2 separate regions of the Homo sapiens genome follow, and region 1 is linked to region 2. Evidence: read pairs that join two places in POLR2A ChIA-PET (ENCODE). Cell type or tissue: CD4-positive, alpha-beta T cell. All regions are shown on one strand. Links, peaks and the distances in the headings refer to the core of each region. The heading gives the core; the rest is flanking DNA. Region 1 overlaps RPL34-DT (RPL34 divergent transcript). Region 2 overlaps LEF1 (lymphoid enhancer binding factor 1).

Evidence for each region. ChIA-PET counts read pairs that join two places held together with the same protein. Peaks named below come from ENCODE experiments on the same cell type or tissue, not always from the same donor. Only the 100,000 strongest peaks of a DNase experiment are listed, where the experiment ranks them.
Region 1: POLR2A ChIA-PET joins it to region 2 with 5 read pairs; 2 of 35 experiments call an interaction of 5 or more read pairs at or near these places.

The regions. Positions count from the first base shown.
Region 1 is chr4:108,603,907-108,610,444 of GRCh38, forward strand. The region is part of intron 1 of RPL34-DT (RPL34 divergent transcript); the gene reads right to left. Among named protein-coding and RNA genes, the nearest start is that of RPL34-DT, 13 kb to the right of the region's middle. In CD4-positive, alpha-beta T cell, for the core only: no CTCF peak of the experiment used is centred there; no DNase peak of the experiment used is centred there.
Region 2 is chr4:108,105,364-108,111,901 of GRCh38, forward strand. All of the region lies in intron 3 of LEF1 (lymphoid enhancer binding factor 1), which reads right to left. Among named protein-coding and RNA genes, the nearest start is that of LEF1-AS1, 59 kb to the right of the region's middle. In CD4-positive, alpha-beta T cell, for the core only: no CTCF peak of the experiment used is centred there; DNase peaks (open chromatin) are centred at 1,948 and 2,868; H3K4me3 peaks cover 1,078 bases; H3K27ac peaks cover 4,271 bases.

The DNA of each region.
Region 1 (6,538 bases), core at 520-5,519, 500 kb after region 2:
TGCTGTAACACAGCAAAATGAAAAAAGCTATTTGTGTGTAAAAAATATTTTAAGCAATAAATTAGACAATATTAAGAGACATTTTAAGTAAATACATAATGAATTTGGTAAGACATTTCCCCTTGGAAGTCAAAAAAGAAATCAAAATTGTAGTTCAAAATAGGAGTTGAATATACGACCAAAAAATCCTTAATGCTTCTTAACAGGATCTGAGATTATAATTTTATTTTATTTATGTTTTTAAGACAGAGTCTTGCTGTGTTGCCCAGGCTGGAGTGCAGTGGCACGATCTTGGCTCACTGCAACCTCTGCCTCCCAGGTTCAAGCGATTCTCATTCCTCAGCCTCCCAAGTAGCTGGGACTACAGGTGCACGCCACCAGGCCTGGTTAATTTTTTTGTATTTTTTGGTAGAGATGAGATTTTGCCATGTTGGTCAGGCTGGTTTCAAACTCCTGACCTCAGTTGATTTGCCCACCTCAGCCTCCCAAAATGCTGGGATTACAGGCATAAGCCACCGCACCTGGCCCCTGAGCTTGTAATTTTAGACAGCTAAAAGATGTGTTGGATTCTTACAGAAAGAAAGGAGGGAGGGGAGGAAGGAAACAGAAAAGGAAGGAAGGAAGGAAGGAAGGAAGGGAGGGAGGGAGGGAGGGAGGGAGGGGAAAGGGAGGGATGAAAAATGAAAGTCATTTTAAGTCAGATAGTAAAACAAATTATTTCAGTTGTGGAAATTTTGCTAGAAAATTATGAGAAAAAGACTAAAGAAGATATTTTACAAAAAGTGAAAGACCTTCAACTAAGCCATTAAAAAATGGCCCATAGATTACAAGAACTTTCCAACGATACAGTATCAAAGATCAATTGATTAACAATTTAAAAAATTACAAGTACTTTTCTTTAGCTTTAAAATGGATGATGTGATATAAGAGACAATGTCAGCCGGGCATGGTGGCTCACATCTGCATTCCCAGCACTTTGGGAGGCCAAGGCGGGTGGATTACCTTAGGTCACAAGTTCAAGACCAGCCTGGCTAACATGGTGAAACCCCGCCTCTATTAAAAAAAAAAAAAATTAGCCAGGCGTGGTGGCAGGCACCTGGAAACCCAGCTACTCGGGAGGCTGAGGCAGGAGAATCACTTGAACCTGGGAGGTGGAGGTTACAGTGAGCCAAGATCGTACCATTGCACTCCAGCCTGGGCTACAGAGTGAGACTCTATCTCAAAAAAATGACAATGTCTATTAATACTTTGGGTATATTTGTGTCTCAAAGGACTTCCAAAACTATGAAGTTTTATTAAATTTGAATTAAAAACACCTAAATTTCTGGAGCAGTTTTTCATCTTTTATAACCATCAAAGAAGAATTTGTGCCTATAATGACAGATGGTGGCCCATATATGTTAGGTAAAAATCCAGATTTGTTGGAATGGTAAGACAAGAGATTTCTATTTCATTTATTGCTTTGTTCCACTGTATGATATGTATTGAAAATCTTTGTGCTCAGTTTTTTAAAGCACACCATATGAAAACTGTTATGGAGTACAATTACTTTAAAGTCATTTAGGGCCAGGCGTGGTGCCTCACACCTGTAATCCCAGCACTTTGGGAGGCCAAGGCAGGCAGATCACCTGAAGTCAGGTGTTCAAGATCAGCCTGGCCAACATGGTGAAACCCAGTCTCTACTAAAAATACAAAAATTAGCTCGGCATGGTGGCGGGTGCCTGTAATCCCAGCTATTCGGGAGGCTAAGGCAGGAGAATCGCTTGAGCCCAGGAGGCAGAGGTTTCAGTGAGCCGAGATCGCATCACTTCACTCCAATCTGGGTGACACAGCAAGACTGCCTCTAAATAAATAAATAAATGTCATTTAGTATCTATACACTAATGCTATAAATCATTGCCAAGTTATGGAACTTTTGAAAGAAATAGACTGATAGAATTAAGACTGATTTTCTTAATCTTGTGTTCTCTGCCTGTGCTCATTGATAATAGTTGTGGAAGAATTTTTATTTTATTTTATTTTTATTTTTTTTTTGAGATGGAGTCTCGCTCTGTCACCCAGGCTGGAGTGCAGTGGCACAATCTCAGCCCACTACAAGCTCTGCCTCCTGGGTTCACGCCATTCTCCAGCCTCAGCCTCTCAAGTAGCTGGGACTACAGGTGCCCGCCACCAAGCCCGGCTAATTTTTTTTTTTTTTTTTTTTTTTTTAGTAGAGATGGAGTTTCACCATGTTAGCCAGGATGGTCTCAATCTCCTGACCTCGTGATCCACCCGCCTCGGCCTCCCAAATTGCTGGGATTACAGGCGTGAGCCACTGCGCCCGGCCAAGAATTTTTAGAAAGTACTTTTAACTCCAATTTAATATGTTCCTGAATTGGAAGGAATATTCAATAATCAAAGACAAAATGACAATATGATTTATGTTTTCTCACAGATATCACACTACATATGAAAGAGCTAAATTTTAAACTCCAAAAGAAAGGAAGAGCTTATTAGTGATTTAGCCAGACAGGAACAACAATTTATGTTGAAATTGAAACTCTTCATAATAAAAATCAGAAACAATGACTTTATACATTTTTTTTTTTTTTGAGACAGGTTCTCACTCTGTTGCCCAGGCTGGAGTACAGTGGTGCAATCTCAGCTCACTTCAATCTCTGCCTCCTGGGCTCAAGTGATCCTCCAGCCTCAGACCCTCAAGTAGCTGGGACTACAGGTGCGAGCCAGCATGCCTGACTAATTTTTTTTGTATTTTTTGTAGAGACAGGGTTTCACCGTGTTGCCCAGGCTGGTATTGAACTGAGCTCAAGCAATCCACCCACCTCACCCTCCTAAAGTGCTGGGATTACAGGCGTGAGCCACTATGCCTGGCCAGAATGGTTTTAGTTTTTAATGTGACTAAAAATTTTAAATTACATATGTGACTCACATTTCATTTCTAGTGGACAGCACTGATGTAAATATTATCCTTTGTTTTTGATGCTGCAACTATCTTCTCCTTGTCTATTAACTTTGTTTTTGGTAACCTTTGCTGAAAAAAATGCTGTAACATTAATGTAGCTAAGTCATCAATTTTCCACTTATTGTTTGTACTTCAATGGTTTAATAAACTCCACAAAGATAATTCTTTATTTTCTTCTTCTGGTTCTGAATACTCACCTGTCTCATTTAGGTCTTTAATTCATTTAGAGTCCATCTTTCTATAGTGTAACGTAAAAGTCCAGCTTTTTCTCCAGATGATGAGCCAGTTTTCCCAATACTATATTCTAAACAAGGCATTCTTTTCCATTTTTACCACATTTATTGTATATCAAATTCCCATATGCACACAGATCTATTTCTGAACTCTCCCTCTGTTCCGTTCATCTGTTCCTACACCAGAACCACACTGCTTTTGCTTTGTAATATTCCTCAATAACTAGTAGGTTGAATCACTCATTCGTATGCTGATATAAATATATCAGCCTAAAACATCCCAACAAAAGTTTCTTTACTTTCCCTTTGCTTTATCTTATCGGCTATAGAGTTTGGCCTTTTAAGTAATATTAATAAATATTGCCATTAGAACTTTCTTTGACTGCCTTTTCTTTAAGGATGTTTTTCTCAGTAGATCTTTTAGAGCTGTGATAGAGTTAAAAACTCATCTGCTCATATCTGATAAACCACATGGATGATGAGCAAACCTCTAGTGAGCACCTGCTATTGCAACTGTCTCTTGCATCAGTTAGAGTTCTTTGGCTTCCACTGATAAAAATCAGTGGAGGAAAAGCTGAACAGCCAGGATTCAAGAAGAACAAGAATCAATGTTGGCTACTCTAACCTTCTCTTACTCAATAAGACATGAGTTCTTCAAACTCTTCCTCTCATACCTGTTTACTTTTTTTTTTTTTAAACTGGTTTCTTGAGAAAAAAAAAAAAAGAGAAAGGACAGATGTTTTACCTCTTTCCTAACCACGTGGTATCTTCAGTCTCATATTATTGTTATTAATATTTATTATACCAGACAGACAGCTCTGGGGATAAAGGAATCGATAGCTAGTGTTTCCAAGGGAAATGGATCAGCTGTAATCATTTCCCTTCTTTGCATCATTCCACTTATAAATCAGTTTTTAGGAGATGGAATAAGATTTAGACCAAAGCAGGTTCCCCTAGCATGGGCACTAAAGGATCACTCTCTTATTTGGTGCCATCGTTGTTTTCCAAAATTCAATTACATTTTAACCATGTAACTCTCTCATTCAGACACTTTAAGCAACTTTCAGTGTCTACAAATTAAATACAGATTCCTTAGCGTGGCATTCAAGGTCTTCCTAATATGACCACAACTTGCCCTTGTAGGCATATCCTATACTTTCCCATCTTCAGGCTTTTGTTGTGTTATTTCTTCTTTGTGAAACACCTTTGCCTTTGGAAATTCTACCAGTGTCTTAAGGCGTATTTCAAATGCCACATCCTCAATGTTGGCTATCTAACCTTCTCCCACTCAATAAGACATGAGCTGTCCTTCAAACTCTTTCTCTCATACCTGTTTTACCTTTTTCTAAAACAAAAAACAAACAAACAACAACAAAAAAATGGTTTCTTGAGAAAGGACAGATGTTTTACCTCTTTCTTACCATGTGGTGTCTTCAGTCTCATATTATTGTCATTAATATTTATTATATTATCTATTCTCTGAGCAGCCCTTGCATCCTTCTCCTTCCCTTTTTGCTTGTTACCCAGAGTTGGCTTCTGTTGCCTGCAACTAAAGAACCATGATATAATTTTTTGGTCTCTTTTAATTAGTTTAGACAATTAGACTCCTGCACATTTCTGTCACACTTGCTTGTTGTGGTTTATTCTTGACTGAATCTTTATGAAAGACACAAAATTAGAAGTTTTTAAAAAATGTTTTTTCCGTCTGCATTTGGTAGGGTATAGGGATTAAGGCTGGAAATCAGGGTAGGGTAAGGGGCACAAAACACAAATAGAAAAGACAGAGGAAGAGAACAGAATAAACGAAGGGGTAAGTTTTTAAAATATGTTGAAGTGCCCTCCCCTCAGAGAGATTAGATCAGGTAGAAGCAACAGTTTGAGAACTGATGCAAGGCTGAAAAATGGGTACTGGGGGGTGGGAGTGAGGTGAGAAATGTAGTGAATGGCCAAGGCTTTAAGAATTTTTAAATCCTTTGGAGAGGAAAATGAATGCAAGGCCCAGATTCAGCAGAAAGTCTCTCAGGATTCATGGAAGTCCATATTCTGAGGTAATGGTGCTTGAGCCTATAACAGTTATAAGAATTTTCAAGAAGAGTTTTGGTTTTTTAAAAAATATATGAATTATTGCTTATATAATTTATTTTTATTTTTATTTTATATGGAGTCTCACTCTGTCACCCAGGCTGGAGTGCAGTGGCGTGATTCCAGCTCACTGCAGCCTCTGCCTCCTGGGTTCAGGCGATTCTTGTGCCTCAGTCTCCCAAGTAGCTGGGATTACAGGTGCCTGCCACCATGCTTGGCTAATTTTTGCATTTTTAGTAGAGATGGGCTTTTACCATGTTGGCCAGGCTGTTCTTGAACTCCTGACCTCAAGTGATCCGCCTGCCTTGGCCTCCCAAAGTGCTGGGATTACAGGCGTGAGCCACTGTGCCCGGCCAGAATTATCGCTTATATAATTTATATTTTGGGGTTGACATTAGTAAATATAGAAGTGGGGGAGCAGGACATAAATGTGGGGAGGGGGAATCATCGGAGCTTAGGAGTGAAAGACTGTAGTTTTACTTCAATATTTCCAGTCCCTGGCACTGCACTGACACAAAAAGAACCCTCAAACGCTTATGAGTAAATCGGTAAGTTGATGAATGAATAAAGTAGCAAAAAATCAGGATCCGTGAGCTATTCTGAAGGATTTCAGAGATGCTGCAAATTTGCAAGAGTAGGAATGACCATGGAGAGAATGTTCTTACATAGTTCAGTTTAACTGAAATATTTGTGAGATACATACTCTGTGCTCTGCACCTGCACTTCGGGAAAATACAAAGACAAGGAACAGTCCCTACTCCTACATAACTCACAATTCTGTATGTGAACAGGGAGAAATCGCAATATTAATAGCAATTATATGAGACTGAAGATACTACATAGCAAGAAAGAGGTAAAACATCTGTCCTTTCTCAAGAAACCAGTTTAAAAAAAAAAAAAGTAAAAAGATATGAGAGGAAGAGTTTGAAGGACAGCTCATGTCTTATTGAGTGGGCCAACATTGAGGATGTGGAATTTGAAATACGCCTTGAGGCACTGTTAGAATTTCCAAAGACAAAGGTGTTTCACAAAGAAGAAAAAACAAAAACAAAACCCTGGAGATGGGAAAGTATAGGATATGCCTAGAAGGGCAGGTTGTGGTCATATTAGGAAGACCTTGAATGCCATGCCAAGGAATCTGTATTTAACTGTAAGCACTGAAAATCACTTAAAGTGTCTGAATGAGAAAGTTACATGGTTAAAATCAGTGTTTTAAAGAAAATGTGCCTGTCAGAGTTTTGTAGAATCTTGCTGCTCAAAG
Region 2 (6,538 bases), core at 867-5,866:
AGAGACGGAGTTTCACTATGTTGGCCAGGCTGGTCTCGAACTCCTGACAGCAGGTGATCTGCCCGCCTCAGCCTCTCAAAGTGATGGGATTACAGGTGTGAGCCTCCACGCCCAGCCTGAACCCGCTTTTAATATCCACTCCTTAAGAAGACTACTAGGGTTCTAATGAAAAGGTTAAAAGCCACTCTTTGAATTTCAAAAATTGTTTTTACCTCAAACATCTCCATTTTCCCAAGTGTTTTCAAAATTAATTTTAATAATGTTTCAAATCATGAGTTGTACAGCTATGAATGAAAATTTTAAGTCTTCTATCTCGTTTCTCTATAGACCTGGTGAAATTCTTATGATAGAGCAATGGATATGATCCCATCTCTCCCAATTTAAGGTCTCTATCAAAGCTTTCATTAGCCTCCCATCACAGGATATGTGCAAAGTGACTCCTGGGCTTGAGATGAAATATTCATTTACCTTATAAAGAAAGGGGGGAAACTTCCACTTCAAAGTAATCAAGTGCAAAGCAGTTTATTAATGTAGAATTCCAGAGCTGAAGGAGCCTAAGCGTTCAATAAATTCTAACCACCCTCAGTCAGTCAATGACGAAAGTGATATTCAGACAAGTCAGGCAGCTGGGTCTGCAGTCGGGCTCCAAATGTTGCCACCCCGAATCCAGTGCCCCACCTGGGATACAAAGCTACTACCAGACCCAGTCACAAATGCTCAGAGGTGAGCCCAGATATGGCTCAGGGAGATCAACGGTCTGATCAGTCAATTTCACCTATCCAACTCAAAAAGTACTTAAGTAAATAAATGCCTACCATGTTAAGGTGCTATCCCAAGGAAGCATGACAAGGAGACAAAGATAAGTAAAATCTCATCACTATTCCCAAGAAACTTAGTATCTACTCAAGGAGGTAAGACATATATGCAAACACCTATAATGTGTAATGTTAAGAACAAAACCAGCCATTAGGAGATGAAACTCCAGGCAGGAGGTAATAAGGAAGGGAAGAAGACAGTAACAGCCTGGGTGTGCCGGGTGAAGGGGAAAGGCCAGGAGAAAGAGGCTTCCAGGTTTTCAAGATTGAGGCTGCCTTTACGGACTAGGATGGGGCAGGCAGGCAGGATGAGGAAAGATGATGGGCTTCATTTTCAGTGTCCAGTGGAAGCAAGCCAGCGACAATATGGTGCACTGATGTACACACATTAGGGTACTTTTGTTGTCGTTTCATGCAACACAAGTTATAAAGTGACTTGTATGAGGTCATCGGGCTGCAAAGTGGTAGAGCCAGCACTAGACTCTAAAGCTCAACTTCTGGTTCCGAGCCATCCCATAGCTCCAGAAGACTACCTATCCTGGATGAGTTGCAAAGATCAGTGGGAGAAATACAAATTATTTTTCCAAAACCCAGTCAAGTTGGTCAAAAATATGCAAGAAAAAGTGACATTACATGGTCATCTAAAAACACTCACCAATGAAGGGGAGTTTACACATATTTACATTCCTTTTCTACTTCTGTGAGTGCACAGAGAGAGGAAACCCATCTGCATGGAGGCGGACACAGGTTGAAAAATGGGTAGTGACAGAAGAATGAGAAAAAATCAGACAGCAGGTCAGATACAAGCATTGTCACCCAGAGTCCAACAGCTGGCTGGTCACTTGTGCATGATTGGAAAATACAAAAAAACCCCACATCTCACATGCCTCTTAAGATAAAAAGACTCATTGATCTTGCTCGAAAGGAGTGAGCCTTTAAACAATCCACTCTCTCTGCCCCTCATTATGACTTTTATTGGTTTTATTCTGCACGAATATATGGACCCATGCCTCGGAAGAAGAGCTGAGGTCAATGACCTTTGCAGGCAAACTTGATAGAATTTATAAGCAGAGAGACAGAGAAAGGTGTTTTTTTTTTTTTCTTTTTTTGGTAAAGATCACACAGATCTAGCAGCCTGACTTCTGGGAAAAATATGAAATTTCGTAGAAAGTCTACAAAGAGAAAAAAAGACCAGAAGTATATGCACTGAAATGTAAACCACAATATTAACTTGTGAGACTATAGGTAATTTTCGTCTCTTATGCTTTCCAAAATTTTTATCTAGAATATTGTGCATAATCCTTACAATCAGGGAAAAGGCTTATTTTATTTTTTTTAAAGGGAAATGGTGGTGCTACTTGAGCTGTCTTGTAAAAAAAAAAATTGTATACTTTGAAATTTATTTTGGATAGTCACTGAAGTCAGATGCATATAAATTTTCTAGCTTTTCATAAAGTTTCTCCCTATGTTGCTGTCAAGGAAGTAACTATCATCTTTTTGTCACTCTCTGAGAACATTTTAGCTCTTCTGAAGGACAGTAAAATAGGATGTTATGTCCTTTGACTATCATGGAGTCTAACAGTCCAATTTCACTCTTCACCCCCGCCCCCCAACATGCTGCTTCTCACTGCCATTTTCCCCGTTACTGATAAGAGAAAGAACAACAGACAGAAAACCTACTACAGGCACATAACTCAAAAGGACAATTACCACATGAAGATGCTTATACTGATCTTCTAGATGCTTACAGCTAGGAGATCCCCAGAAAGCACAGCTCTCACAATTCAATTCAGAGTCAGACATCCACAGTGCTAAAGCGGGCTAGAAAGGGACAGGTCTCCTGGGCAGGGACAGGGAAAAGCAAAGCAAGCTACAAAGTGAGGCTGGTCTTCGCTTTAATTCAAGAGAGAGATGCAAGTTTCGATGAGACCCAACCATCTATTCAATCACTCTGGAAAGTGTATAGTTACAAAGGACCTCAACCTTGATACACAGCTTTTAACAGTGTGCTTCGACTTTGAGGTTTCCTTTCCAGTTGCTCAGACTTTCCACATCAACCTTCAGGTGCTTTGCAAGAGATGACTGTTTTGTAACAAGCCTAACATTGTGCTGGTAATAAAAAAAGGTCTTAGATTATCATCATCTTATCTGCAATCAGTTTGTCATAGCACCTCTTTCTTACTTTCAGCTTCTTCTAGATTTGACTCACTCGTAGTATACCCTTTCTCCTTGCAACCTGACCTGGTTAAGAGATGCAGCGCTAATAATATTTTTCTGGACTTGATTTTTCCTATCCAACCTAAAGCATGACATAAAGATGCTGTTCTCCTTCTGTATGTATAAAATAAATTATATTAAAATGTGGGAGATGTCCAGTGGTCTTGGAACTGGGGATACTTCCATCAAAATAAGAGCAGCCACACTGTCAGGAGAAACATGCAAGTGCTGCAGTCCCACTTGTTCATCTCACCAGACTTTTCCATGTGGTAAACAGGATCACTCAAGAAACCAATACAAATCACTAACTTCTCAGTTTCTTTATTTATAAGATACACATGCACTGCGTTAGGATTAGCAGTTAAATATTAGGATAAAAAATAAACAGAAAACAAGCAAACGAGCTCTTCCTGTTGAGCTGCAAGTTTCTCTCTCCTCCTTCATACTCTTACCCTCTTAATTACATTAAAAAGATCTGGACTGAAGATCGTACAAATAGAGTTGACTTATGTGTGTATTTCATTTTGTATCTGCAACCAGGAATACAGGATTGGAACCAGACCAAGGATCAAATTCAATAGGTCTCTCCAGTGTCCCCAGCTTAGCATGCAAACTTTGATGTGCAAAAACTTAACATTTCTACCTAGGGATGTAGTTTTGATAACAAAGGAGCTTGGCAGACAAAGGGTAATTTGTTAAATCTGCTAGAAGCTACTTATCTGCTGTGGGCATGCAATCTTTAGGCATATTTCAGTTAGCCCCTGTGCAGAACTAATTAAATTGGAGGAAAGAAGAGAAATCCACTCCTTGTAAGGCCATCAACTATTACGTCTCAGTGTTTTTAGCCTGAGCACTTCCTCGGCGCTCAATTCATTTCAATTATTAACAGACAGAAGCTAAACGCTGTTGACTTGCTGGAGGCTGTAATCACCTAGAAAGGCCTCTAAAAATGAAAAAGGGACAAGTTGTTTTCCAGTATGGAAGGTGATTAAGCATGAACTCCAGAGACAGACTGCCTGGGTTTGAATATCACTTCTGTCACTTACCAACTGGGTGATCTTTGGTAAGTCTCTCCATCTCCATGTGCCTAGTTTTTCCTCATTTGTAAAATGGTATTAAGAACAGAGTGACCCTTGAAGGACTGTATGAGCAGGACATGCATTAATATTTGCAAACCACTTAGAACAGCATCTGGCACATAGCAAGTACTATGTAAGTGTTAAAACAAAACATGTGAAGTGCTTAGAATGGTGACCAATAGGCACTAGATATTACCACTCCCATCTAATGTAAGTTTTAATCTAGAAAACAGAAGGCAAAACATTCAGGGTACTGAATAAGACATTCCCTCAGGTTCTAAACTATGGCCTCTTACTGTATACATAGAGATGGTTTTTTTAATCCAGAGAAGTTATTTTCCATCATCAAGTGTCCCAGGCTGAGATGGGAGGCTCTTGGGGAAGGGGGGCAGGCACAGCAGGTCTACAAAATACACACCTGCCCAGCCTCATAATTAAAAAGAAGTCACCATTAGAGAACACAGATTTGTTTGAAGTTCACGGGAGCTTTACCAATACAAATTAGTTTCTCCCAGTATTTCAAGCAATTATCACTTTTAAAGTCTAGTGGGGGAAAGGTGTGAAAGGGAAAGTAATGAGGATTTGTATTAGAACTGTTCTCTTCAGCAAGAGCACGAAGCCTCCAGTAGGAGGGGAGATGCAGAAGAATGGCAGGTGGCATTGTTGGCAAACAGTTTTCCAAGTAGAAAATTAACATTCTCCAAACAATACTTAACTGTTAAATGTTTCTGCCTTTCCTATTTTGAGTACAGCAGCAGGGGTCACTAAGTATTATAAACCATTTCCTTATAGAGCATGTTTTCACTTTCTAAAATTAACAAGTTTCACTATTCTTGTTTCTCTGAAGTCAGAATTTTTCTCAAACATGATACATTGCAGGCATTTACTATCTCTACAACTTAATAGCCTTACTACGCCCCTAGTGAAACTACTGCTTGTCTGTTGCCTAGAAGGTTGCTAATAGGATGATTGCAATTGTCTTTGAGATTGAATTTTTATGGATATTTTAAAGCAAAAAAACACAATGGAGCTTTTTTCCCCACTAAAGAGACAGACATATCAATGTTCTTTCTTTCTTTACTCTCCTAAGAATGGTATCACTGCTTCTCTCAGGAAATCACCACAGCTGATCTGTGCCCCACCCCCTGCAATGGGCACATCATGCGGGTCTCCTAGGTATGCGACAAGACTGACAGACCTGGCCTCAAACCTCGACCCTGCTCCCTTCCATCATCCTCGTTGAGTGACTTAACCGCTGCTTCCTCAGCTGTAAAATGAAGATAATATCCACCTTACAGTTTTGTAGTAAGAATTACAGAAAATATGCAGAATTCACAGCCCTTCATGGCTGCTTAGTAAGCACACTGCAATCTTTCCTATTATTTCAAACTTTGAGTAGGTCCTAGAACCATAATATCTCTGAAATCTGTCCAGACTCTAGGTTACAACTCATTTTATGGCATTTCAATGAAGATGAACACTTACTAAATTGGATGAAAGATAGGTAAACTAGTATATAGAAAGATGACCTAACAATTGGGTAAAATTGGATCAGTAATTTTCTCTAAGTTCTTCCAAGGCAAAATATAGTGCTAATCAATAACTACCCCCAATATTTCCATAGGATACACCAAATGAAAGAACACATAATGAAAAGGAAGAAAGAATTATTCATGTTAATGATGCAAACAGAGCCCCTGTAAGGACAAATGAAGAAATGCAAGATGTGCCCAGGTGGTTGTGACAGTCTCTGCCTTCCTTCCATTCCCACTGGCTTTTTTCCTGAATGTATCTAAAGCTGTGATGACTGCACAAGAGATGCATTATTATCCTGATTCTCAGCACATTGGCCTGTAGCTAATCTTTGAAAGCACCACCTGCTGAGTGTACCTGGGGACCCAGCCAATGAACTGCATCATTGACTAAGTCACCTTCCAGCAACCAGGCCATCTTGCAGGCCACACAACTCCTGCCTGAAGGGAGGAAAGGAGGGGAAAACAGGAGATGCCTGCAAAAAGTGATTCTTTATCTTTTGTAGCCACCATATATATTTCCAGCCCTAACTGTCATTTATTACCATTTACCTTATTTAATCAGAGGAGGAAGAGTAAAGAAAAAATGAGGTAGAGGGAGGCAAGAAAGGTGCTGGCATACAGGCCAGGCGTGGTGGCTCACGCCTGTAATCCTAGCACTTTGGGAGGCCAAGGCAGGTGAATTGCTTGAGCTCAGGAGTTCGAAACCAGCCTGGGCAACATGGCGAAACTCTGTCTCTACAAAAAAATACAAAAAAATTAGCAGGGCATGGTGGTGCACCCTTCCAGTCCAGCTACTCAGAAGGTTGAGGTGGGCGATCACCTAAGCTTGGGAGCTCCAGTGAGCTGTGATTGCGCCACTGTACTCTAGCCTGGGTGACAGACTGAGAACCTG